4 separate regions of the Homo sapiens genome follow, and regions 2, 3 and 4 are each linked to region 1. A link is a contact called in ENCODE Hi-C or POLR2A ChIA-PET data. All regions are on one chromosome and are shown on one strand. The core of a region is the stretch at or near the end of the contact, and the rest is flanking DNA. Distances in the headings are between cores, read along the strand shown.

Region 1 (6,135 bases), core at 3,636-6,135:
CTTGGCGTATACCTATAGTTAAGGGGGTTGAGGAAGGCAAGGAGACAGCACAGAGATCTAGAAGAAATTCAGAAGATCGCTGTAGCAACACTGAAGTCAAGGGAATCGTTCTCCGGTCTGTGCCCGTGAGTAGGTGTCTGTGATAACTGCTTTGTAACAGTACAGATTATAAATAAAAGTCTGTGGGCAGCAACAGAAAAACAACACATACATTTTCAGTGCGACTGGGTCTGTCTGGCCCTGCCCACCAGTGGTTTGGGGATCTACTTCGTTCCGACTAGAGAGCACCCACTCAAAATTTCCTCTGGATGGCAACCCAGCACAACACGTCTTCCACCTCTTCACACTGACTCCTCCTCGCCTCCTCTCTCCTCCAAACATAGGCTGGGTGATTACACCCTCTTTGTGTCAAAACAGCACACTTGAAATCATTTTATGGCACCCACATTGTTCCATTTTAATCTTTAAGATTTTGTAAGGTGAAATGGTCTTTGCAATTGTTATCCTGTGTTAATTTTCTTTTTCTTATTGACACCACAAAATTCCTCTCTTCTAGTTTGTTTTTGCTCTGTTAGTAAAACCAGCATTTCCCAACTGGCGAACTAGACTTCTTCAGGGGTAAGGTGGGGAATGTTATTGCAACTCACTACATCTCTCTGGTAATATCTTCCTTGTCTATCCCTTAAGCTTACCACAGACCACTAGGAATTGCTTAGGTGCACGGTGGCATTTAGCACTAGAGACCACTAACTTTTGACCTCGAAGAGCACTTAAGATACTAAATTCATTAAAAATTTAGTAATAACACTACAAATATTCTGTGTGACCACTATTTTTACCTTTCTGTAAATCAAATTTATTAAAGATGACCTTCCTCAGGTCAATTACTCATTTTATTTGTTTAGAAATTGTGAGATATACATTCCTATGGAAAAGTGAATAAAACATATATGTACAGTTTATTTAAAGAATAATTATAAAGCGAACACTCAGGTCCATAAATAAAACATTCTCCGCATCCCAGGAGCCCCACCATGTGCCCCTCCCTGATCATATCTCCTTTCTTACCCTAGAGAGGAACATTTGTGATAATCATTTCTTAGCTTTTCTGTATAGTTTTACTACTTATGACTGTTATTTTAAACAATATAGTAGAGTTCTGCCCGTTTTTGAACTTTATGTAAGTGGAAATATTCTGTATTCATTGGTTGTCTCAGTATGGCAATTCACCATGTTATTGTAAATAATCGTTTGTTTCTCTTTGTTGCTGTATTATATTTCACAGTATGACTATACCATAATTTATCCATTCTATTGTTGATACAAGTTTGAGTTGCATAATGGTTTCAGCTATTAAAAAAATGCATATGTACAGGAAATTCTGTAGAGTTGCTGAGTCACAGTGAATGTGTATCTTCAATCTTACTAGATAATTCAATCTTACTAGATAATGCCACACTGTTTTCCCTGATTGTATCAACTTATGCTACCACAGTGTATGAGGATATTCCTTGCTTCTTCCTTAAAACTTGTTTCTGTCAGACTTTTAAATTATTTTTTGATCTGCTGGGTGTCTAATAGTACTGCATTGTTATTTTCATGTTCCTTTCTATAGTTACTAATGGGAATGTTGGTCCTTTCATGTATTAGTCATTTGCATTTGGTGCTGTGCCTATTTAAGCTTTTTGCCCATTTTCAAAATGGGCAAGTCTATTTCTTATTGATTTGTGTTATTTGTATATTCTGGATACTAATCCTTTTTCACTTGCTTCATGGTATTGTTTGGTAAACAAAAGTCCATTACTTTTATGTAGCCCAATATTTTTATGTATGTAACACATCTTTTTTTTTTTTTTTTTTTTTTTTTTTTTGACGAAGTCTCTCCCTGTTACCCAGGCTGGAGTGCAATGGCATGATCTCAGCTCACTGCAACCTCCGCCTCCTGAGTTCAAGCAATTCTCCTGCATCAGCCTCCTGAGTAGCTGGGATTACAGGCACACACCACCATATCCGGCTAATTTTTTGTATCTTTATTAGAGACGGGGTTTCACCATGTTGGCCAGGCTGGTCTCGAACTCCTTACCTCATGATCCGTCTGCCTCAGCCTCCCAAAGTGCTGGGACTACAGGCGTGAGCCACCGCACCCGGCCACATCATTTGATAATTACTGAGACTTTCCTTTATGGCTAAAAATTCCTCTTAACCTAAGTCATAAAGATTTTTTCTTATATAGGTCCACATAACTCACCTGAAATCCCTGGAGCCAGATGTTTGAAATATAGACTATTTTAAATATTAGAAGGGTAGTATGAAACATACAACATATATTGTATAATATTCTCAACAAGAACTGGGACAGTACCCATAATGAAATACATTAATATTTCTACCGAAAAGCATATGCAGTCACCTAAGTGATAATAACAACTATAAAGAGCCTCATGTTACTTTAAGTCGTATTTTTCACCAAATGAGTTCCAAAGTGTGTGGTGTTTCAGAGGTTTGGGGATTTTATAATTAGTACAAAAGTTATGGTAGCCTTATTCAGTAAGAATGGAATGATTTCAAAGTTTGTAGGAACTTACTGGTGGAGCCACGTACCTGGGATTTGTGTGTATGAAGATTCTTCACTACTCATTCAAATTATGTAATAGTTTCTCTACTTTTGAGTTGTTTTTCTTGAAGTTTGTACAGTCATCTAAATCTTATTTGCACTAAATTGTTTACAAGATTATCTAACTTTTTTGATGTCTATAGTATTTCTAGTTTCCATTCTTGATAAAGATTGTTGACATCCCTCCTTTTATAGCTATTAGATGTTTGCCAATTTTAATTTTTCTTTTCCAAAAAAAATCAACTTTTGGCTTCTTTCAACCTATTCTATGCTGTGGTGTGCTAGTGAGTTAGCTCCAAACATAAAATCCTGGCTTGTTGATTTCCATAGTGTAAACAGTCCCATCATGGTTGACTTCAAGCTACTTATTTGAATTGGCTCCAAACATAAAACAAAATCCTGGCTTGTTTGTTGAGTTCCATAGTGTAAACAGTCCCATCGTGGGTGACTTCAAGCTACTTATTTGATGTTATTGATCATGGAGTTGCCAAGAGGTGTGCACAATTGGCTCTCCTATGCCAGTACAGGCTGGCTCTGGTACACCACTGCTTTTATTTTCCATTTCGTTAATTTCTGCTCTTAACATTATTTCTGTCCTTCTATTTTCTGTCTTATTTTGCTGTCCTTTTTCTAACTTCTTGAAAAGGGATTTTCAGCTCAAGACTTTTCAGACTCTTCTAATACACTTACTTATGGCTATAAATGTCCCTGTAAGTGCTGCTTCAGTTTCATCCCACAGGTGTTGCTATTGTTATTTTATGGTTCAGTTCAAAATATTTTCTCAATACCATTGACTCTGTCTCTGTGTTATTCAGGCTTGTTTTTACAGTTCTTTATTGATTTCTATCTTAAATGCACTGTAGTAAAAAATGACAATTATTTCAATTTTCAAAATTTCTTGAGTTGCTTTATAACTAAGTATGTGGTTGACTGTGGTGATGTGTCTGCTTTCAAAAAACTGTACATTCTGATTTTGGTCGTGTTGTTCTGTACATATTAATTGCGTCATTTTTACATCATGTTATTCACGTTTCCTATATCCTTAACTTTTCTCTTGCTAGTCTTAACGATTAGTGAGAAAGTCCTGTTAAAATTACCCAATATGACCAGGCATTTTTTTTCTTTGTAATTCTGTCACTTCACTTTGTTTCATATGTATTTTTCATTAGGTACTTATAAATTTTAAATTTAAAACACATTTCCTTTTTAGACTCAGAAGTCATCTAAGACTCTTTCCTTTCATTCCTTTTATATCCCATCAGTCATATTTAAAAGATATCTATATGTAAACTGACGTCAATAGACATGATGTAAAAGAAGGGGGTGGCTCTGGTAAAGCTAAAGTAACTCCACTATGAGAGTGCATTAACTATGGGGGAAATACTTTCTATATTGCAGAACACATATTTGGTGGTACGTAGCCTCACATCGCCACCCGGAAAAGTCTGCATATATTGAATTTGGAATGGATCAAACTGCACTGAGTGCAAAATTGTAAATTGCATCTTATATAAATGTTTTAGAACTAGATGATGGAGCAGATGGGATCTATTAAGAGAACGGGGTGCCAGATGACTGACCATAAACATGCTTTTTAATAAAGACTCTGCTGAGAGATTAACTCATATATTTTCTAAAATTTTTATTTCTTGTTCATTTTGTTTCTAAGATATTCACTCACATATTAAAAATAACAACGTCTCAAAACATTTGAAGCAACTCTCTTCATCCCTTTTAAAAATACCTTGCTGTTTCGGGGGTTAAAAAAAGCCACAAGGGAGATTAAAACAATACAAATATTTATTTTCCCAACTCCCCTGCCATGGGTTCTGGGACGTCACCGCCTCTTTCTGGGGCCCGTTTCATCCTTTTCTTTTAATCCAAGAAGCGATGGTGTTGTGCGCCTGTAGTCCCAGCTACCTGGGAGGCAGGCTGAGGTGGGAGGATCTTTTGGGTCCAGGATTTTGAGGCTGCAGTAAGCCGTGTTCTCACCACTGCACTCGAGACTGGGCGGAAGAGCGAGACACTGTATCAAAAACAAAACAAAACAAAACGAGAAGGCATCGCGGCTCTGTAACACTCCGTCCAGCTCTCGCACTCTCAGATGCAAACTTCCACACAAACTCCTCGGCTCGCCTTGTCCCGCGGGACTAGCATATCAAGCCTTCCGGGACACACCGTGCGATGATATATACGTATATACCCCTCTTGCCCTTGAAGGCCGGAAGTCGGTCTTACAGATAAAAGCGAAACAGGAAGTCCCGCCCCTCTATGGAAAGTAAATGGTAGCTCGGAAGGGTCAAAAGAGTCCGCGGTTTCGCCGCGTGAGTTGCTTTTTGCGGCTGGGGAGGTCTACGCTTCTAGAGCTTGAGCCAGCGGGGCGACCCTGCAGTGGCAGGACTCGGCACCGCGCCCTCCACCGCCGGTTGGTGGCCTGCGTGACAGTTTCCTCCCGTCGACATCGAAAGGAAGCCGGACGTGGGCGGGCAGAGAGGTCGGCTTGCTGATGGGTCCGGGTGGGGCGCGCGTGGACTATGGGCCCGGGAGGTCCCTTACTGTCCCCGAGCCGCGGGTTCCTCTTGTGCAAAACGGGGTGGCACTCCAATCGCCTGCTTGGTGATTGTGGCCCCCACACACCTGTTTCTACAGCGCTTAGGTTCGAACAGTAACCCTGTAAACTAGGCACTGCTGTCCCCGCTTTACTGGTGGGAAACGGGCTCGGAGAGAATAAATGAGCTGCCCTAAGCGACTGGGACAGAACCACAGTTCTCAGCCGGGCTTTCTGAGCCCACGCTGCCGCCCCAGCAGGGATCAAATCACACAGTGTGAGATAAGCCTCAAGAGCGGGTGGCCTTATGCTGCCACTGAGAACTGATTGGGTTCAGTTGCCTCATCAAAATCCCTAAGCATGGTTTTGTTTTGTTTTTGTTTTTTTTTTTTTTTTTAGTTTTAAAGGAAGAGGAGATTGACGGTTTTCCTCTTTCCTTATCTTCTCTTCAGATTACAAAGTTCATTGTTAATCTCAAATATTATTTTGGCCAACAGCTTCATCGCAGTAGGAATGGCAGCCCCATCTATGAAGGAAAGACAGGTCTGCTGGGGGGCCCGGGATGAGTACTGGAAGTGTTTAGATGAGAACTTAGAGGATGCTTCTCAATGCAAGAAGTTAAGAAGCTCTTTCGAATCAAGTTGTCCCCAACAGTGGGTAAGTCACACTTTGATGTGTTTCTCTTCCCTGTTAAGATACATCGAGCTTATACTGTGAGTGGTAGGCTGACATGAAGCGCTCTCTGAGGCATGTCAATTAACAGTTTCTTTGAGGCGCAGAGAAAACCTTGCCTGGTAATTCAGCCTTATTTGACGCACTTACATCAGCTAGATCTTTGGAGAATGTCAACTGACACATTAAAGAGCATCGAAAAACACAACAAACATATGAACAGTAACCAAAAAATTCCAGTTCATTTCACTGGTAGACTTTTCCAGGATCTTCTGAAGGGGTAGTATTTAATCTTGGGCAG
Region 2 (6,135 bases), core at 973-3,472, 900 kb after region 1:
TAAGAACATTAATTCAATATGATGGATGATATTCTGCTACAACTACACACTCAAAACACAAATATGGCACAGACTACTTTGGACTAGCATGCTTTTAATATTGAGCACAGTGTAACGAATCAATTCTCCCACCACTTTTCCCTATGTAAACTAGTACAAAACCTTTGCTGGAGAGATCAATGTTGCCTCATGATGTAGGAACATATCACTTACTGTGAACTCCATCTCCGTTGTTTTATAATCAAACCTGCAACAAGCGAAGTAATACTACTCACTATGAACGCTGGTTGTAAAACATAAAAAGTAATTGCAGAAACTGAAATTATACTAGTTTGGTGCAAAACTAATTGTGGTCTTTGCCATTAAAAGTAATTGCATGCCAGGCACAGTGGCTCACACCTGTAATCCCAGCACTTTGGGAGGCCAAGGCAGGTGGATCACCTGAGCTCAAGAGTTCAAGACCACTCTGGGCAACATGGTGAAATACAAAAAAGCTACTAAAATACAAAAAAAAAAAATTAGCTGGGCGTGGTGGTGGCTTGGGAGGCTACTTGGGAGGTTGAGGCAGAGAGAATCACTTGAGCCCGGGAGGTGGAGGTTGCAGTGAGCTGAGATTACACCACTGCACTCCAGCCTGGGTGACAGTGAGACTCCGACTCAAAAATAATAAATAAATAAATAAAAATAAAAGTAATTGCAAAACCACAATTACTTTTGCACCAACCTAATAGTTCTCTGCTATCCAGATGTACAAATGACCCAGAAAATGTTTATATTAAATCTTTTTAGCTCTCTGTATGAAATGAAATGGAAGAAACTCAAGATAAAACAATAATAAAGTATATACCTTTTGAATTTAGTGTCATTTGCATGTATTACTTGATAAAAATAATCAATTAAAAATGTAATTTTTTATTCTACACAGAGAACTTGCAAACTAGGCCAAAGAGAATTTCGGAGAAGTCCAGTTTGATATACACTCACATAGAGGTAAAAGGATATAGAAGAATAAGGCCATAATTTGTGTAAAGAATATCTCAACTCAGCTATGGCTACGATCTGCAACCTATTAGTTGACTGATTTTTACTCCCTGATTCTCAGTTTCTCCACTTCTAAAAAGAGGGTAAATAATACCTTCTGCCTTAAAAACACTCTATATATAAATGTTAAGTCTGCTGCAGACTTATCTTTGAATTATGATTATCATGTGCTAAATCAAATGCATACTAAAAACAGGCACAATGGTAAGAGTAGGAAAATCCAACACTAGGCCTAATTTTGTGTGTGTGTGTGTGTGTGTGTGTGTGTGCACGCGCGCAGACCGCTCTGCCTATTCAATGACTATGCACATATGAGGGACCCAACAAATCATATTTTAATAAGTAAAATAAGGACAAACTATCTTACAGATGACCAAATTTTTACGACAAAGAAGCCCACACAGCTTTACAAAGACTAAGTCACTAACATGACAAGTATCAATTACAAGTTATTTCTCTTAACAAAGAGATATGTTCTGGCAATATGCTTTGCCAACAAGTAATTCATTAGACTGCTAGCCACCTGATCCAAACTGGGCCGATCGGTTTTACTCTGCTATGAAGTTAAAGCTAGGTTAACCAATTAGCCGGTAGAGAAAGGATGTGATGCAGCCTATGGTAGCCATTTTCTGGCATGCACAGGGAGAAGTAGAGAAAACCAGTCTGCTGAGAGGAAGTAAGAAATAAAACAGATGCAGAGGGGGAAAAAGTGCACATAAGAAACTGTGGGTTCTCTGAGTGACTGAGAGAATAGCTAGCCTTAGTTCCTGCTAGCTTTCCAACTGCCTCCTCAAGCCAAACTGGAGTTCCCCTCTTTGGGTACCATGAGATGCTCTGTACCCTTATAATAGATTCTCTTTTCTGCTTTTCATCACCTGAAATGGGTTCTATTACCCATAACCAAAATAGCTTTAATTAAACCCATCAGATGCCTATTATCAAAATAGAAATAATATCAAATACAGTTACAATTCCACAAACATTAATTGAGCACCCACAATGCCCTGGGATATTCAGAACTTAGATCACATCTAGACAAATATTAAACCAATTCCAGTTTACATTTTTAAGCTAAACTGTCAAAATATACAAAAATCCTGGGCTGGGCACAGTGGCTCACGCCTGTAATCCCAACACGCTGGAAGGCCAAGGTGGGAGGACTGCTTGAGCCCAGGAGTTCAAGACCAGCCGGGACAACACGGCAAAACCTCATCTCTACAAAATATCAAAAACTTAGCCAGGCGTGGTAGCACACACCTGTGGCTCCTAGCTAGTGAGGGGGCTGAGGCAGAAGGATCACTTGAGCCTGGGGAGTAGAGGCTGCAGCAAGCTGTGATCACACCATTGCACTCCAGCCTAGGTGACAGACAGAGACTTTCAAAAAAAGAAAAAAAATCTTGACCAGTAAGAAATAATGAAATGTGAACATACGAAGCAAAAAAAAAAAAAAAAAGATTTTTTTTTTGAAAAGCTATTTGAGGTCATCAGATCATTATTATAACATTAGTAGCATTAGCAAACTAACGCTAATTAGTAGCATTAGCAAACATTAGTAAGATATAACCTCTGGCTATCAATTTTTAAAAATCAGCTTTTAAGCCCTTACCAGATGCGTCTGGCCCTACAATCTTATTAAAAATATATTTACACTTTTTAAAAAACAATAGTTTACATCTTCAACAGACTCTTACATTTCTACTCATATTTTTCAAAGTTATAAACTTCTTATCAAATAAAAAGAAAAAATAAAGCAAGAATACTAATTGTCATGGTGGTGCACATCTGTAGTCCTAGCTACTTGTGAGGCTGAGGCAGTAGGATTGCTTGAGCCCAGAAGTTCAAGGCTGTATTGAGCTATGATCACACCACTGCACTCCAGTCTGGGAGACACAGCAAGACCCTGTCTCTTTAAAAAAGGAAAGAAAGAAATTACAAGTTATTTCTCTTAAAAAAGAGATGTTGGCCAGGCGCGGTGGCTCATGCCTATAATCCCAGCACTTTGGGAGGCCGAAGCAGGGGGGATCACCTGAAGTCAGGAGTTTGAGACCAGCCTGGCCAACATGGTGAAACCTCATCTCTACTAAAAATACAAAAAATTAGCTGGGAGTGGTAGCGGGTGCCTGTAATCCCAGCTACTCGGGAGGCTGAGGCAGGAGAATCGCTTGAACCCGGGAGGTGGAGATTGCAGTGAGTCGAGATTGTGCACTGCAATCAAGCCTAGGTGATGGAGCAAAACACCATCTCCGAAAAAAAAAAAAAAAAGATATGTTCTGGCAATATGCTTTTGCCAAGAAAAACCCTGAGCAACAAAGGAAGACATGGCTCTATAAAAAATAAAAAAATTATCTGGGCTCAGTGGCACACGCCTATGGTCCCAACCATTCAGGGGGCTGAGGTGAGAAGATCACTTGAGCTCAGGAGGCCAAAGGTGCAACAAGACATGATCGTGCCACTGCACTTCAGTTTGGGTGGCAGAGAGAGACTCTCTCTCTAAAATTTAAAAAAGATTTTAGAGGCTGGGTGCAGTGTAATCCCAGCACTATGGGAGGCTGAGAAGGGTAGATCACCTGAGGTCAGAAGTTCAAGACCAGCCTGACCAACATAGTGAAACCCGGTCTCTACTAAAAATACAAAATTAGCCTGGCATGGTGGCGCACGCCTGTAATCCCAGCTACTCGGGAGGCTGAGGCAGGAGAATGGCGTGAACCCGGGAGGCGGAGCTTGCAGTGAGCCGAGATCCCGCCACTGCACTCCAGCCTGGGCGACAGCGAGACTCCGTCTCAAAAAAAAAAAAAAATAATAATAATAATGTAAATGAGACCATTTTTAATGCCTTATATTGTGTGTGTGTGTGTGTGTGTGTGTGTGTGTGTGTGTGTGTGTGTGTTTCATTGGTTTTGTTTTACATTTTTCTCCTGATGACCTTGCCCAGCATCTTTCAGGATTTTAATGGTGGCACTAAATGGCTTTTCTTGGCCATTCCTTCCATACTACCTCACACTAAATGGAGATTCTATTAGTTGCTGAGGATATCTATTCCAACTATTCACTTAGGACCATAAGAAACAATTTCAAGATGAGTGTAAGGAAACATATTTAAGTCAAAACTCTATCAAAATGCTATTTCCTGACTCTCCATATGCACCTACTCTTACTGGTAGGTCACAGTGGTATTCTTTTGAGTCACCAGTAATTAATGGTTAAGTCAGAGCCAAAATCAGATTTTAAAACCTGAGTATTATTCCCCTATCCCACTGCACAGCTATTTAAGTAAATGTACACACACAAAGTATCATTAGCAAAGGCAAGTAGAAAGGGCCATGCTACATACAGGGGTATGTAACAGGCCTTCCAGGATACTCGGTCTTGCCTTCTTTCAATGGCCTCTCAGAACTAAACAGACTCAATTTCAAAGCATTCAATAGAATAGTTTATATTAGATTATCATCAGACCTGGAGTTTTAAAAAACTATACCAATCAAATAAGTTACTAGGTTACTTATCTACCTAGGGATCTCAATGCACATGCAAACATTTTCAGAATTTCATTATCAAACATGCCCTCCTACCTAAATGTGTTAACCATGCCCACCTAGCCTCCGTTCTGCTGGAATTTTCTGATCCCCACTGAGATCATGAAAAACATTTCATGGCATCCCCTCCTATAAGCATTCCCAGTGGGACAGAAAAGCCAATAAATCCCTTAAAATAGTCTAGCATTTCCCTTGCCAATCCATTTTCCCTAAGAAAATGGTGAAGAGAGAATCTACTAGACTGTGATTACCCAAGGGAGATGATAAATTCCAGGTGATATGAGGAAGATTAACTGAGCACACACAAAAAATAGTGAACTGTTAATTTACTTATCTTAAAAACAGATAAGAAATAAACTTTACTAGTAAGTATTTCTTATGTTGATCTACAAAAGCAACACACCTTGTGAACACACACATTCTGAGGGAAAAGTGGCAGCTGCACAACACAGCAGGGTTGACAATGAAGTCTTCAATTGTCCTACCACTTTTGGCACACTGTATTTGGTATTCCTGTACATGGGAATTTTACAGATTACATTTTTCTTGTTTACATAAGTTTGTGGATTGTATTATAAACTAGAAAAGTGGTTCCCAAAGTATGCTCCCAGGACCAACACCATCAGCAACATCTGAAAATTTGTTTTTTTGAGACAGGGTCTCACTCACTCTGTCACCCAGGCTGGAAATCCTAACTCACTGCAGCCTCCACCTCCCAGGCTGAAGTGGTCCACCCACCTCAGCCTCCCAAAGTGCTGGGATTACAGCAAAGTGCATACAGCGCCAAGCCAACACCTGGAAATTTGTTAGAAATGCAAATTCCCAGGCACCGCTCCAGACATTCCGAATTAGAAACTCTCCGGGAGGGAAACAGCATTTTGTGTCTTAACAAGCCCTCCAGGACACTCTGATGCACCCCCCACCCCCGGCAAGACTGAGAAACACTGACCCAGAGGTTATTCCTCTAGGTCTTAAGTAGATATTTGTAATAGATATGCTCAGAAACTAACAGAATCTCCATTTAGTTTCCTGAACCACGTAGTATGAGGTATTCTGGTAGGAATCAAAATCTGAAAGCCATTTTGGAAATTTCAGAAGTCATTAAAGACCTGAAAGATATCAGGATAGTGATAATGAAAACAATGTAACATACACACAAAATAAAATACGGCCATAAAGGCAGACCAATTTAAAATAATACATTATTTAAAAATTGAGAGGACTCTAGCAAAGAAATCAGCAATTGAGATAAAATAATCAACGCAAACAACTAAAGAATTAGTAAATAAAAAGCTAATCTTCTATGCAGAAAAAAGTTAACAGCAGACCTGAGATGGCTTTCCTTAGAAAGGGCTGCTTGCAAAGCTGGCCCTTGGCTAAGAACTCACAGGAACCTGGATTTAGGGAGGGTTCCTACCACCAACTGGTAAGAGTGGGTGGTTGTGTCTAAAACAATATGGCTTAAGCTTTCATTATCAGAGTCTAGAATTTGATATATGCCAGACATGCAGTACCTATGTGAACAGCTCCCACTAAAAACCCTGGATGCTGAGTTTTAAGG
Region 3 (6,135 bases), core at 1,094-3,593, 640 kb after region 1:
AGGGAAACTCCCATGTTTAAAACCATCAGATGTCGTGAGACTTACTCACTATCCCAAGAACAGCATGGAAAAGACCTGCCTCCATGATTCAATTACTTCCCACCGGGTTCCTCACATGACACTTAGGAATTGTGGGAGTTACAATTCGAGGTGAAATTTGGGTGGGGACACAGCCAAACCATATCACCTGGCTAATTTTTAAATCTTTGGTAGAGACAAAGTCTGACTAGCTGCCCAGGCTGGTCTCGAACTCGTGGGCTCAAATGATCCTCCCGCCGCAGCCTCCCAAAGTACTGAGATTACAGGAGTGAGCCACTGTGCCGGGCCTCATTCCACCTAATATGAGGTATCTAGAGTACTCAAATGCATAGAGAGAGAAAGTGGAAGAGTCGTTGCCAGGGGCTGAGGAGAGAGAGAAATAGAAGTTATTAATGGGTACAAAGTTTCAGTTCTGCAAGACAAAAAGAGCTCTAGAGATGGACGGTGGTGATGGTCACACAACATAGGAATATACTTAATGCCACTGAACTCTGCACTTAGATGAATAAACTGGTCAAGTCTATGTTATATATTTATCACAATTTTATAATTTTTTTTGAATTCCTTAACTTAATCATATTGGCAAAAACTTTCCCACGTAGCGTAACATTCACTGTTTTCCGGCGATTGGCACTTGATATCTTTGGGGCCACTATTCAGATGGCTACAGTCACTTAGGAGACTACTGCAGTGGTCCAGAGAAGAAGTGATGGAGGCATGAACTAGACCAGAGGCAGTGGGGATTCTAGAGCTGCCAAGGAGGCACTGCTGGTGGGAGCTGGGAACCGGGCAGGAAGAGTGATGCCTGGCACCCTGGTTTCTGGCTGGGGCAACTTGCAGAAACTCTCAGGAATGCTGAGAGAAGAGCAGATGGAGGGTGGGATCAAAGGGAAGACTGGTGTTGGGGAAGAGGTTGAGATGAGTTTTAGACACATTTGCAGGTGTCGACCAAAAGCTGGGCCACTGAGCAGAGACCTGCCTACATCTTGAGGCCCACACAAAGGTCTTGTCCCAAATAGGGGAGCCATGGCAGAGCAGGGATGCTATGGAGGGAGGAGGCAGCCACAGGCAGGGCTTGGGGATAGTCTGGAAAACAGAGAATGAGAGGAGTCAGGGCAAAGAGGCGAGGTCTGTGGAGGTGCCGCAGGAAGGCGTTGGGCGCTGGCTGCAACTGAGAGCTGGGAGCTCAGGAAGGCTCAGGTGGCTGGACCCGGCCAGGGGGCAGACGCGGAATAACAATGGCCTTCCGTGAGGGCAAGGCCATCTGTAGCAAAATGTCCACCCTCCATGCCAAGCCTCCCACCCAAACATCCCTTCTGATTTCCCATGCTATGAGGGCCTGAGCACCGGAGCCCTTGGAGAGAAGATCCATCGGAGGCGGAAAGGTGGGGGGACCCACGTGGCTCAGGTTAAACTTACACCTGGCTTTGCATGGAGAAGTCTTGGCAAACTTCTGAACAACAAATCAAGTTACAGATGGCTGAAACAAACGGTAGTTTCCCAGGAGCCGCTGAGACCATCAGCAGGAGGCCTGTAGACTTTCATCCAAGTCAGACTCAACCATATCTTTCTTTTTCCAATTTTTTAAAAATTGTAGTAAGTAAAATACACATAACAGAAAATTTACCATCTTAACCTTTTTTTTTTGAGACAGCGTCTCACTCTGTCACCCAGGCTGGAGTTCAGTGGTGCGATCTCAGCTCACTGCAAACTCCGTCTCTGGGTTTCAAGTGATTCTCCTGCCTCAGCCTCCCGAGTAGCTGGGATTACAGGTGCCCGCCACCATGCCTGGCTAATTTTTGTATTTTTAGTAGAGACAGGGTTTCACCATGTTAGCCAGACTGGTCTCAAAACTCCTGACCTCAAGTGATCAGCCCGCCTCCGCCACCCAAAGTGCTGGGATTACACGTGTCAGCCACCGTGCCTGGCCTCCATCGTAACCATTTTTAAGCACGTTGTTCAGTGGTGTGACATGCATTCCCACTGCTATACAGCCATCGCCGCTAACCATCTCCAGGCACTTTCATCTTGTAAAATTGAAACTCTGCACCCATTCAACAATAACTCCCCACGTCCCATTCCCCTCAACTATATCTTTTTAAAGTGCTTTTCCCAGTGAAGTTTCTAACATTGCTAAAGAACATAAAATATAAAAACATGGCCATGCAGCAGGGGCTTTTTACCCTGCAGAATGCCCACTAAACCGTTTCTGTATGTTTAATTTTTTTAACCAAGGAAGTAGGGGATGCCCAAGATTTGGTCCCCAAACCAGAAAGACTGTGGGTTCCTTGCATCAAGCCGGGGCTTTTAGTCAACTCTCCCATGGGGACTCTGTTGGCCCGCTCCACCTCGGGTGTTCCCCCGCCCCTGCCTTTTCCTCTCTCACCTCCCCCATCCACCCCTCTCAGCCTTGCAGTCGACCTGCCTCTCCTCTGGTTGCTCCGTTTGTAGGGAGGGTCTGCTTGAAGGGAGTTCCCATTCTCTCTCACCCAGAGTCAAGGCTCTTGACTCTATTGTACCTAAAAAGCTCCTGAGGAATTTGACAAGGCCCCACCCTCAGAGATATGGGGTGAAGCCCAGGAATCTGTATTTTTAACAAGCATCCCAGGTGATCCTGATACTTGCACACACCCCCACACACACCCACGCCGACTACCCACACACTTCCATGGCCCAGAAGTCTGCAGGACCCACAGCAGGTATTCGGGACTATTTGTTCAATCCACACCTGAGTCGTTGCACGATTATGCTCAAGTCCCTCGGAACACCTCGCCTGCCATCTGACAGCTTCCCATCCAGAAACCACACAGTACAGTAAAAAACAGAAAAAAGAAAGCCGTTAGACCCCAGTGAATGTTATTTTTAATGAAAGTGGTGCATTTTGACTCACAATGTTGAAACCAGATTATAAATGAGTCATCAGTGAATCGACCACAAAGAGCCTTTGCGGAGGTGATTTACAGGAGAGCTCTGATGTCTGCTGTCCCCTGCACACGCTTCACAGAGATGCTGTCAGACGCAGAGCTGGTCTGGGGCATCTGTTGCCGCGTCAGCTCAAAAGGATGCTGTGTTGTCACCAATGGGATTCCCCAGCCCAGGCGGTGTTGCGGTCCCACCCACACAAGGAAGGCGGCCATCACTGAATAATGCTTGTGGTTACATCATCATTGCTGGTTTCCAGGTAGTGACTAGCAGATACTGGAGAGAGACAGGCCATCTGCTCTTCCTGTGCGCCTCAGCTCCTCCCTCATACCCACATCCTCTCGCCTGGTCTTCTAGAAGCAGCCCCTATGCAGACAGACCAGCAGGACTGAAAGCTGGACAGACTCGAGCCGGAGAGCCAGGTGGAACAACCTGGCCAGAAAGAGTCTGGCCGCAAAGAGTCTGGCCACAGCCCCACTTTCCTCATCTCTAAAATGTCCACATGGCTGCCTGCCCTGCCCGGCTCAAGGGAATGTTGCAAGGCTCTCATGGAAACCATGCTTGTGAGGGTTTTGAGGACTATCATAGCCCGTCCCAAGGTCAGAGGACAGTAGAAAACAAAAAACTTGCTTTCAGAGGGTGCTTTCACCAGTCAGCAGCCTCTGCCCCGGGCAAAGCCAGACAACTAAAACGGAATGAATCCGCAGAGTAGGGTGGGGATGAAATTCTCCACCTCCAACCCAGAAAGGAAACGCCAATGCTCATGTTTCCCCTTAGAGAAACAGGCAATGTTTGAACAGGAACAACGACGCCAGAGGGTCAATCCACACACAGAACACTCCATCTCCATGCCGATGGGGGACTGACTGTCCTGCTGCTGAACTGCACCCCTGGGGCTCTCCAGGACACTCCACTGGTGGCCACACTCAGGAAAATAAAGAAAAACCTTCAAAAGGACCCTTCTGGCCATTCAGAGAATGCACAGGCCTGCTAGCTCCTGCTTGCCTGCTCAGAGCTGCCTCCACTGGGGCAGGAATCTGCAGCCAAGAAAATCCCTGACAACCCCAGGGACAGAAGGGTCAGTCTGGGGGACCATCGACCAACCCAGCAACCCAGATTAGACTGCTCCACCAGGAACTCTGTGTCCAGAGAGCAGGATCTGCCACAAGCAAAACTAGGCCTCATTTACTATTCCACAATAGCAACTAGAAAGCATGTGACCCAGAAAACCTTCAAAGAAGGCCAGAAATTCATTAAATCTGAAAAGAAGGGAAGAAGGGCGGGGGAGAGGAAAACACTGCTTAGCAAAGCCAACTGAATCCCTCTTCCATACATCACAGATGCAGGACCAGTCTCAGCATTCAAGAGGAAGAGAAAAATGAAAACAAAAACCAATCTGGAGTTGAATGTCAGCCTTCCCCTCACTGGTTCTGGGTCCTTTGGAAGGCCATATTGTCCCCGGACCTCTCTTGCTTCAGTGGCCTTCCTGCCAGGATTGCCATAAGGATTAAATGGACTCATATATGTGTTGTACCTATACAGTACCTGCAACACAGTAAATATCCAATAAATGTTGGTTTCTTGCTACAAGAAATTGTAAAATATGGGCACAAATTCCTCCTACTTTGTTAAGCACATCCCTTGGCAATGACTTAGCTGCTACTCCCATCAAGAGTTGTGGTCTATGTCCCTACCCCTTGAATCTGGGCTAGCCTGGGACTTGCCTCAACCAGTAGAATTTAACAAAAGTTACAGTGTGTGACTTCCAAGGCTAGCCCTTGCCGCTTCCACTTTTGCCCTCTTGGAATGTGGCCCAGAGACAACCATCTAAGGAAGCTGATCTAGGCCACTGGAAGAGGGGTGGGCAGATGGAGAAGTGATGTCCCCCAACCAGCTGCCAGTCACATGAGAGAGGCCATCTCAGATCTTCCGGCCCAGCTGAGCATTCAACTAAATGCAGTCACATTAGTGAGCCCAAGCAAAACCGGCAGAACTGTCCAGACAACTCATAAAATCAGGAAAACAATCAATTCTTGTTTTTTTTGTTTGTGTTTTGAGATGGAGTCTCTGTTGTAAGGCTGGAGTACAGTGGTGCTGTCTTGGCTCACTGCAACCTCTGCCTCCTGGGCTCAAGCGATTCTCCTGCCTCAGCCTCCTGAGTAGCTGGGACTACAGGTGCCCGCCACCACGCTCGGCTAATTTTTTATATTTTTAGTAGAGATGGGGTTTCATCATGTTGGCAAGTATGGTCTCAATCGCTTGACCTCGTGATCCACCCACCTCGGCCTCCCAAAGTGCTGGGATTGCATTGTTGTTTTAAGTCACTAAGACTTGCGATGATTTAGTATGCAGCAAATTCTTACTGAAATAACTTTCTTATTTCCACCTCTAAAACATCTTCTCCCTTGGGCATTCTTGGGTTTCCCTTAGCCACACCACGTCTGGTAGATTATTCGATGAAAAACTAAGAGTTTATGGGGACCAGGAACTATGGTTTTCACAGTCATCAAGTCATTTTTATGCCCACATGTTACGATAATTAATCAATCAAACAATGAAGCAGCATCTGCCAACCCAGGTTCATAATTAGCAAATCTGCCTATTCTACCTTTAAAATAGATGACAAATTCAATGACTTATCTCCAATTCCACTACAGTCTCTTACCTGGATTATTGTGTTACCCTCCTAATTGGTCTCCCCCTTCTATTTATGTCTCTCTACACGTTGCTCTTCTCCACAATGAAACCAAAAAGATTTTTGAAATATATTCACTCATGCATTCACTTCTTCAACAAAAATTTAATTTTTGGCCCAAAATACCTTCCTCTGTGGAATTTACATTCTAGTTGACGTTTGAGAAATTAATAAGTAAGTTAATCAATAAAATATATGATGTGATACACTCAGCAAAAAATAAGGCAGGAAATGAGGAGGCATGGATAGATGGTGTTGGGAGGGATAGCAGTTGTGAATAAGGCAACCAGGGAAGGTTTCAATGAGAAGGTGACACTTAAAGACCAATGGAATGGCAAGTGTAAGCACCCTGAGACAGAACCATTCCTGGCATACTGCAGAAATAGCAAGGAGGCTAGTGTGGCTATGCAGAATAACCAAGGGAGGCGCGCCACTGCACTCCAGCCTGGGTGACAGATTTAGACCCTGTCTCAATAAAT
Region 4 (6,135 bases), core at 2,341-4,840, 610 kb after region 1:
TGCTGAGGGTAGAGGTAAGGAGAGGCTGAGTAGGGAGGGTTTGGGAGGAGAAAATGAAGAAGAAAAGATGAGCTCGTTCCCGTTCCTCTTTTCCTGTACTTCTCTACTTTCATCTGTAGATCATCTAGAATAACTTGCAGATGGCTATATGCTCAGTGAACGTGTTGAGAGGCTGTATTCATTTTCCCGGGCTGTCATAACAAAGTACCACAGACTGGCTTAAACAACAGAACTTTACTTCTTCACGGTCTGGAGGCTGGAAGTGTGAGGTGTAGGTGCCGGCGGGGTTGGTTTCTTCTGAGGCCTCTCTTTGGCTTGGAAATGGCCATCTTCACCCCATGTCCTCAGATGGGCTTCCCTCTGTGTGTGTCTATGTCCTCATCTCCTCTTCTTAGAAGAACACCAGTCATATTGGATTAGGGCCCATCTTCGTGACCTCATTTGTACTTAATCACCTCTTTAAAGACCCTCACACTTGGCCAGGCACAGTGGCCCACACCTATAATTCCAGCAGTTTGGGATCACTGAAGTGATCACCTGAGGTCAGGAGTTCGAGACCAGACTGACCAACATGATGAAACTCAGTCTCTACTAAAAATACAAAAATTAGCCCGGCGTGGTGGTATGTACCTGTAATCCCAGCTACTTGGGAGGCTGAGGTAGGAGAATCACTTGAACGCTTGAACCCGGGAGGCAGAGGTTGCAGTAAGCTGAGATCACGCCACTGCACTCCAGCCTGGATAACAGAGCGAGGCTCTGTATCAAAAATTAAGTAAATAAATAAATAAAGACCTTATCACCAAATAAGGTCACATTCTGAGGTCCTGGGGGTTAGATATTCAACCACAACAAAAGCAGAGCAGGAAGAGATGTAAACAAATGTGCAGAGCCCTGGCAGAAGCTTGGCACTGTGCCAGGCAGGAGAGAGAAAAAGTGGGAGAGACATTATCTCAACGTGATTGAATGATGAAATGATAGCCCTGGTGAGTGAGTGAATAGGTGGATGGATCAATCATGAATGAATTGAATGAACATCAAAACTGCTCCCCGAATCCAGAGGACTCAACAAACTCCAGGCATACCAAGTCCAGAAGCCGAGTCCAGAGCTGACAGCCTATTCCCATCTCTATCTCCCACGGAGCTGCAGAGATCATTAGGGAACTAACGTGGCCACTGCTTCATGCCCACAGAGGCCCACCAGCTCTTTCCTAGAGCAGAACCACCGTGCAGAGAGGTGAGGCACTCCCAGATGAAATCCAGGCCTTCCCCATCTGTGAGCCCTTTCCCAAAGTGGGCTCACAGCAGCCCACAGTCACAAAGCAGAACTGAAACCCCCTACAGGCAGCATCTCAGGTCAGCTGTGCGGACAGCGCTACCTGCCACAGGCCACACCAGCTGCAGTGCGGTGACGGGTGGTGTTCTATGCCTGGGATAGTGTCACCCTGCCAAATGAGAGTGAAAGTCTCCACATCCTCCACGCCATCCCCTCAAAACACTCCCGGTGCCCGAAACTGTACCCCTAAGTAAGGAAGCCAAATTAGAGGAACAGAGAGGGAACATGCCCCTGAGCTTTCTCATCAGTGCATTCTTCCACGCACTGCAGATAATTCAGCTACGTCACTCAATTATGATTGTCTGTGCTGTGAGTGTTTACTTAATCAATCTTCAAAGAGCTTTCCAGATGGGTGTTTTGGTGACTAAATCAAGGTCAGAGTTCCTCCTGCAATCAAGCAGAGGCAGCAGGGGGCAGGCCCAGCTGACAGTCATCTGATCTCCGCAGCTGTGCACAAACTTTGAACCAGTCCAGTGTCTCTTTCAGGCTCCCCATGAACCCCAGTCCTTAGTCCACTCCTGAATTGCAACAACACACAACACAAATGCACACAGCGATGCCTCCCTTTCTTGGATGACTCTTTTATATCATGTTCCTGCACATTCTCCCTCCAGTCCAAACATAAGCAAGTTGCACAGCGTATCCATGAATCTTTCCTTTATTACAGAATCTGCACTCCAAAAGCACTGGCTTGGTATTTCCTCTGCCCCGGTAGGGATTTTTATGGGGTTTTTATTTGGTTTCATTTTTGCCATGCTTCTGAGAATGGTTCTTTTGTTCTTCCTTCACTCACCGCTTAGATCCTCCAAGGCATTCCACTCAGAAAATCACACGGCTGCTGCCCCCACTCCAAAAAAAGGGAGCTGAGAAAAACCCCCATTTTCCTATGGATTTTCAAGCCAAAAAACAATGGGCTCTGTGGACAGATGTCACCCCTCCCCCAGGCCATGCCCCTCACTGCCAGGCAGGGGAAGCAGAGGCGAAGGAGGAGGGCCCACTGCGCCCTAGGACTTGGGAATAGCTCTCAGCACCACGGTGGTGGGCTCCATTGTATGTCTTCCAGGACAGGGGCCCCTTCTTCTGGAAAGTACCCCCTCCCTAGCACAAATCAGAGTCCAGATGTGAGCAGGCATCAGTTCAGCTCTTCCCAAGCCGCAGTGTTTGAGCCAATGATGGTCACCTGGCCCCAGTGAAGGCCGTGAAGGCCCCTCTCTGTCCCTTTCTGGCAGTGAAGTCATGAGGTACAATAAGCAAAAGCTGCCATCGTGCACATTACCTGCCATAGAGAGGAAGCTTAGCAAAGAGATTTAGATCAGTATTCAGAGGAAGTTGAGGCGTGAGAAAAGAGAGAGCACGTGGCAGTGTTGGCTCCCAGTTGCAGGTGTCCAGGGTCACACAAAGCCCCCTTTTAAAAGCCCAGGCTGGTTTGACTTGCATTTCTCTCTCTAGAAGCTCTCAAGTCCTTGTTGAATATGGCAGTGACTGGATGCTGGCCATCCTACCTGAACTAGACCAGCCGAGCCTCTGCTCTGGCCAAGCAAATGGGAGGAGATGGAGGGAGAAAAGAGGAAATGGGAGAGACTGGGCCGGAAGAAGAACCCCTGTCCAAGGTGATGGAGGGCGTCGGAACACAGAACACCTGTAGCAGTTTTGCAGAGGGCTTCCAATTCTTTATCAAGCCTGCACCCGACTCTTAGGTTATACAGTCTTAGGCACAAGCAATTATCTGAATAATTGGAGTGTTTCTTAGAAGAGGTTTTAGGTGTCAGCAGCGATGTCTGTTCAGACGGCACACTAGTGACAGATCCTTGGAAAACTCCATGCTCTAGAAGAAAAAGCCAATCCTGACTTTTCACTTCGGAATGTCTCAGCTCCCCACCTGACCCTCTCCTATCGTATCATTGGCTAAATAGACAAAGGGACCACAAGAAAACTACCTCCTCCTTCAACTGCCTCCTCCATCAGTCTAGCGCCTGCCTAGGTGGAGCCCCTGAGAACTATGCTGCTCCCCCAAATGCAACTCCCACAAAGGAGGGAGCTCTTGAGGCAGGCACAGATCCAGGATTTGCCTCGGCTCTCTATGTCACTAGCCTCTCTCAGCTGAAACCACAGGAAGGCCTCAGGTCAGAAGGCTTACCCAATGTGAAGCAAGGTCATAGGGTCCAGCTGAGCCCCCTCACTCATCCAAAGGGGTCAAGGGAGGGCCAGCGGCTACAAGGGGTCAGAGCCTCAGGTTTGACTCCAAGTTCAAAGAATCTAGCTAAAGCCACACTGTGCCCCCTGGCACCACCCTCAGAAACAGATCCAATCCTGAGTCAGAGAGGAAGCAGACACTCACTGAATCACGCATCCACTTCCTCCTACCCACAGCCGCTCAGCCAAGACCAGCAGCCGCTTCCAAGGGACAAATTAGTGACTGACACTCGGAAAAGTTGATGCTGTAAAGGAGAGCAAGCAGGGCGCCACGCACGCGGTGTGAACCACCAGGACCGAGTTTACTGTGGCTCCCCACCCCCTGCATTTTTCAGAGTAAAACTGCACATTTTGTAACAGCCCCTATCCTGTCCTGCACTGACCTTGGCTGTGTTATTTTTCACTTCCCTGTTCAGAACACAGCCACACTTTCCAAATGCCATGAATCATCACCACCGAGCAACGGCCATTTAGCAAGGCAGGAAACCACTGCGCACCAGGCCTGGAAGGAGTAGCTCCCTGCAGTGGGCCTCTCCCACCCTGGCTGTTCGTCGTGGCAAGAGTCCACCACGGAGGCTGGCAGGGCAGAGTTGCCACCCCATGTTCTCAGTTTCTCCACCATCGTCCCTGGGGGCTTCCAGTTCCCCCTTGCACTAGGTCACAGGCAGCGTTAGCCATCTTCTGACTTTCCCGAAGCCTCTCTTGGTTGCATTGGCTGAAATGAAGCTGTCACCTTCCAATCTCGGAAGGGAGAGAAATTCTTGGTGACATTGGCTGAAGTGAAGCTGTCATCTTCCTATCCCAGAAAGGAAAGAAATGGGGAGACCCATTCGAGACCAAGGGAGGCCAGGCGCCATGGCTCACGCCTGTAATCCCAGCACTTACGGAGGCCGAGGCAGGCAGATCGCTTGAGTCCAGGAGTTCGAGACCAGCCTGGGCAACATGGTGAAACCCCGTCTCTACTAAAAATACAAAAATTACCCAGGCTTGGTGGTACATGCCTTTAGTCCCATTTACTTGTGGGGCCGAAGCAAGAAGATCCCTTGAGCCAGGGAGGTCAGGTAGATTAGATCAGGTGGATCTTGCACAGACATCAACAAGACATGGGACGTGCATTCTGCCTGCAAGTGGCCTTGCAGTTATAGGCAAATGTCATCCTGTCATCCTTTATGACCAGAGCCATGCAGGCTTCTAGATGCCATTCAACCAGTTCCTGAAAGTAGTCACCGGTGAGTCCATAAATCAATCAATCAACAAAATATTATTACCCTCAAATGGTTATCAAACTGTTCTGTGCTAGGCACCTGGCACCATGGCTCTCTGAATAACATATGTCTGCCTTCATGCCAGCCTTAGTTCCTCATGTAGTAATGATATCCTCATATGAAGTCATTATTTTTGCCTCTATTTAACCATAAACAGTACCATTCAAAAGTAAAATGATCTAGGAAAGGCAAATCAATACAACAATAAAACATCAGTTTTAACCTATCAGATTGGCCAAAACTTTAAATATTGTCAATGGCTAGTGTTGGCCAGAGAGTGTGGAAATGGGAACTCTCCTTATTATTGGTAGATGTTTAGTGTTATACATTTTCTGGGAGAAATTTGACCCTGTACATTAAAATTATTCATGAGTACTCTTTGTCTTCTTAATTTTAAAACTAGGAATTTATTCTCAGTTGAGCCACCAGAAAAAAATTGCACAGATAGTCATCACAGTGTGGCAAATAAATCTAAAAAATAAATAAAGCTGAAACAACCTAGAAGTGATTGAGTCAGTGACTTATAGTATGTTTAATCATATGCTATGCAACCATTAAACATAATGTTGGAAATCTACATCCAAAGCCATAGGAAGATATTCACATGGATCATTCTGATAGATAAAAAGTAGGAGCTGATACAACATTTGCAGCCCATTTATGTAAAAATGTTGTTGTGAGGGCGTATTCATAAAAGAGACACCTGGAGGCTTATCAAATCGTTGACAGTGGTCACCTCTGCAGAGTGGGATTTGGGGATGATTTTTACTTTCCTCACATTTTCTGTATGTCTTAAAATTGCCTACAATACATATGAAGCATACTTACAGTCAGAAAATATACACACATTGGCCTGGCGTGGTGGCTCACGCCTGTAATCTCAGCACTTTGGGAGGCCGAGGTGGGTGGATCACCTGAGGTCAGGAGTTCGAAACCAGCCTGACCAATATGGTAAAAACCCGTCTTTACTAAAAATACAAAAATTAGCCCAGCGCAGTGGCATGCACCTGTAATCCCAGCTACTCGGGAGGCTGAGGCAGGAAAATCGCTTGAACTAGGGAGGCGGAGGTTGCAGTGGGCCGAGATCATGCCACTGCACTCCAGCCTGGGCAACAGAGCAAGACTCTGTCTCAAAAAAAAAAAAAAAATTTAAAAAGAGAGAAAATATACACACATTTCTTTTCATTTTAAAACCAAATGCAACACAAATCTAAAAGCTGTTTGCCTAACAGATCATATCTGTGCAAGATAAGTTTTACATGTTCTCTTTCTGATGGAAGATGTTTCTGCGGACATTCCACCAGAAGGTCGTGGGTCCTAAGCTGTTTTTCCAGAGCTCTGATA

Evidence for each region. Hi-C counts contacts between places; a loop is a spot of excess contacts on that map. ChIA-PET counts read pairs that join two places held with the same protein, here RNA polymerase II (POLR2A). Pooled maps may share reads with other maps.
Region 2: a pooled map shows a loop between it and region 1 (2.9-fold over the local background). The contact joins the enhancer-like site here to the promoter of COA6 in region 1. A Hi-C loop is called at or near these places in 1 of 50 pooled maps. POLR2A ChIA-PET finds 5 or more read pairs at or near these places in 3 of 52 experiments (GM12878, OCI-LY7 and PC-9).
Region 3: a loop to region 1 is called in a pooled map, with 11 times the contacts of the local background. The contact joins the enhancer-like site here to the promoter of COA6 in region 1. A Hi-C loop is called at or near these places in 9 of 50 pooled maps. POLR2A ChIA-PET finds 5 or more read pairs at or near these places in 2 of 52 experiments (HEK293 and activated T-cell).
Region 4: a loop to region 1 is called in a pooled map, with 5 times the contacts of the local background. The contact joins the promoter of LINC03108 here to the promoter of COA6 in region 1. A Hi-C loop is called at or near these places in 4 of 50 pooled maps. POLR2A ChIA-PET finds 5 or more read pairs at or near these places in 2 of 52 experiments (AG04450 and Caco-2).

Annotation. Positions count from the first base shown.
Region 1 is chr1:234,368,571-234,374,705 of GRCh38, forward strand. COA6 (cytochrome c oxidase assembly factor 6) reads left to right here and starts at 4,886. Exons shown (of 3, transcript NM_001206641.3): 1 at 4,886-5,108; 2 at 5,660-5,819. The coding sequence starts at 4,897. COA6-AS1 (COA6 antisense RNA 1) reads right to left here and starts at 5,023. Exons shown (of 2, transcript NR_125961.1): 1 at 4,853-5,023; 2 at 4,237-4,640. RefSeq lists enhancers at 4,074-4,898, 4,720-5,269.
Region 2 is chr1:235,273,714-235,279,848 of GRCh38, forward strand. The region is part of intron 2 of ARID4B (AT-rich interaction domain 4B); the gene reads right to left. Among named protein-coding and RNA genes, the nearest start is that of ARID4B, 51 kb to the right of the region's middle. Within about 2 kb of position 2,223, at least 7 of the 41 ENCODE cell types and tissues checked have a DNase peak (open chromatin) inside an H3K27ac peak, as active enhancers do; they include GM12878 and OCI-LY7, where a contact is called at or near this core.
Region 3 is chr1:235,008,913-235,015,047 of GRCh38, forward strand. No RefSeq gene overlaps it. Among named protein-coding and RNA genes, the nearest start is that of LINC03108, 31 kb to the left of the region's middle. RefSeq lists enhancers at 2,802-3,391, 2,990-3,284, 3,235-3,735, 3,402-3,471, 3,682-3,861. Within about 2 kb of position 2,344, at least 26 of the 41 ENCODE cell types and tissues checked have a DNase peak (open chromatin) inside an H3K27ac peak, as active enhancers do.
Region 4 is chr1:234,977,186-234,983,320 of GRCh38, forward strand. LINC03108 (long intergenic non-protein coding RNA 3108) reads right to left here and starts at 3,591. Exons shown (of 2, transcript NR_186308.1): 1 at 3,471-3,591; 2 at 1-3,158. RefSeq lists an enhancer at 2,350-2,853.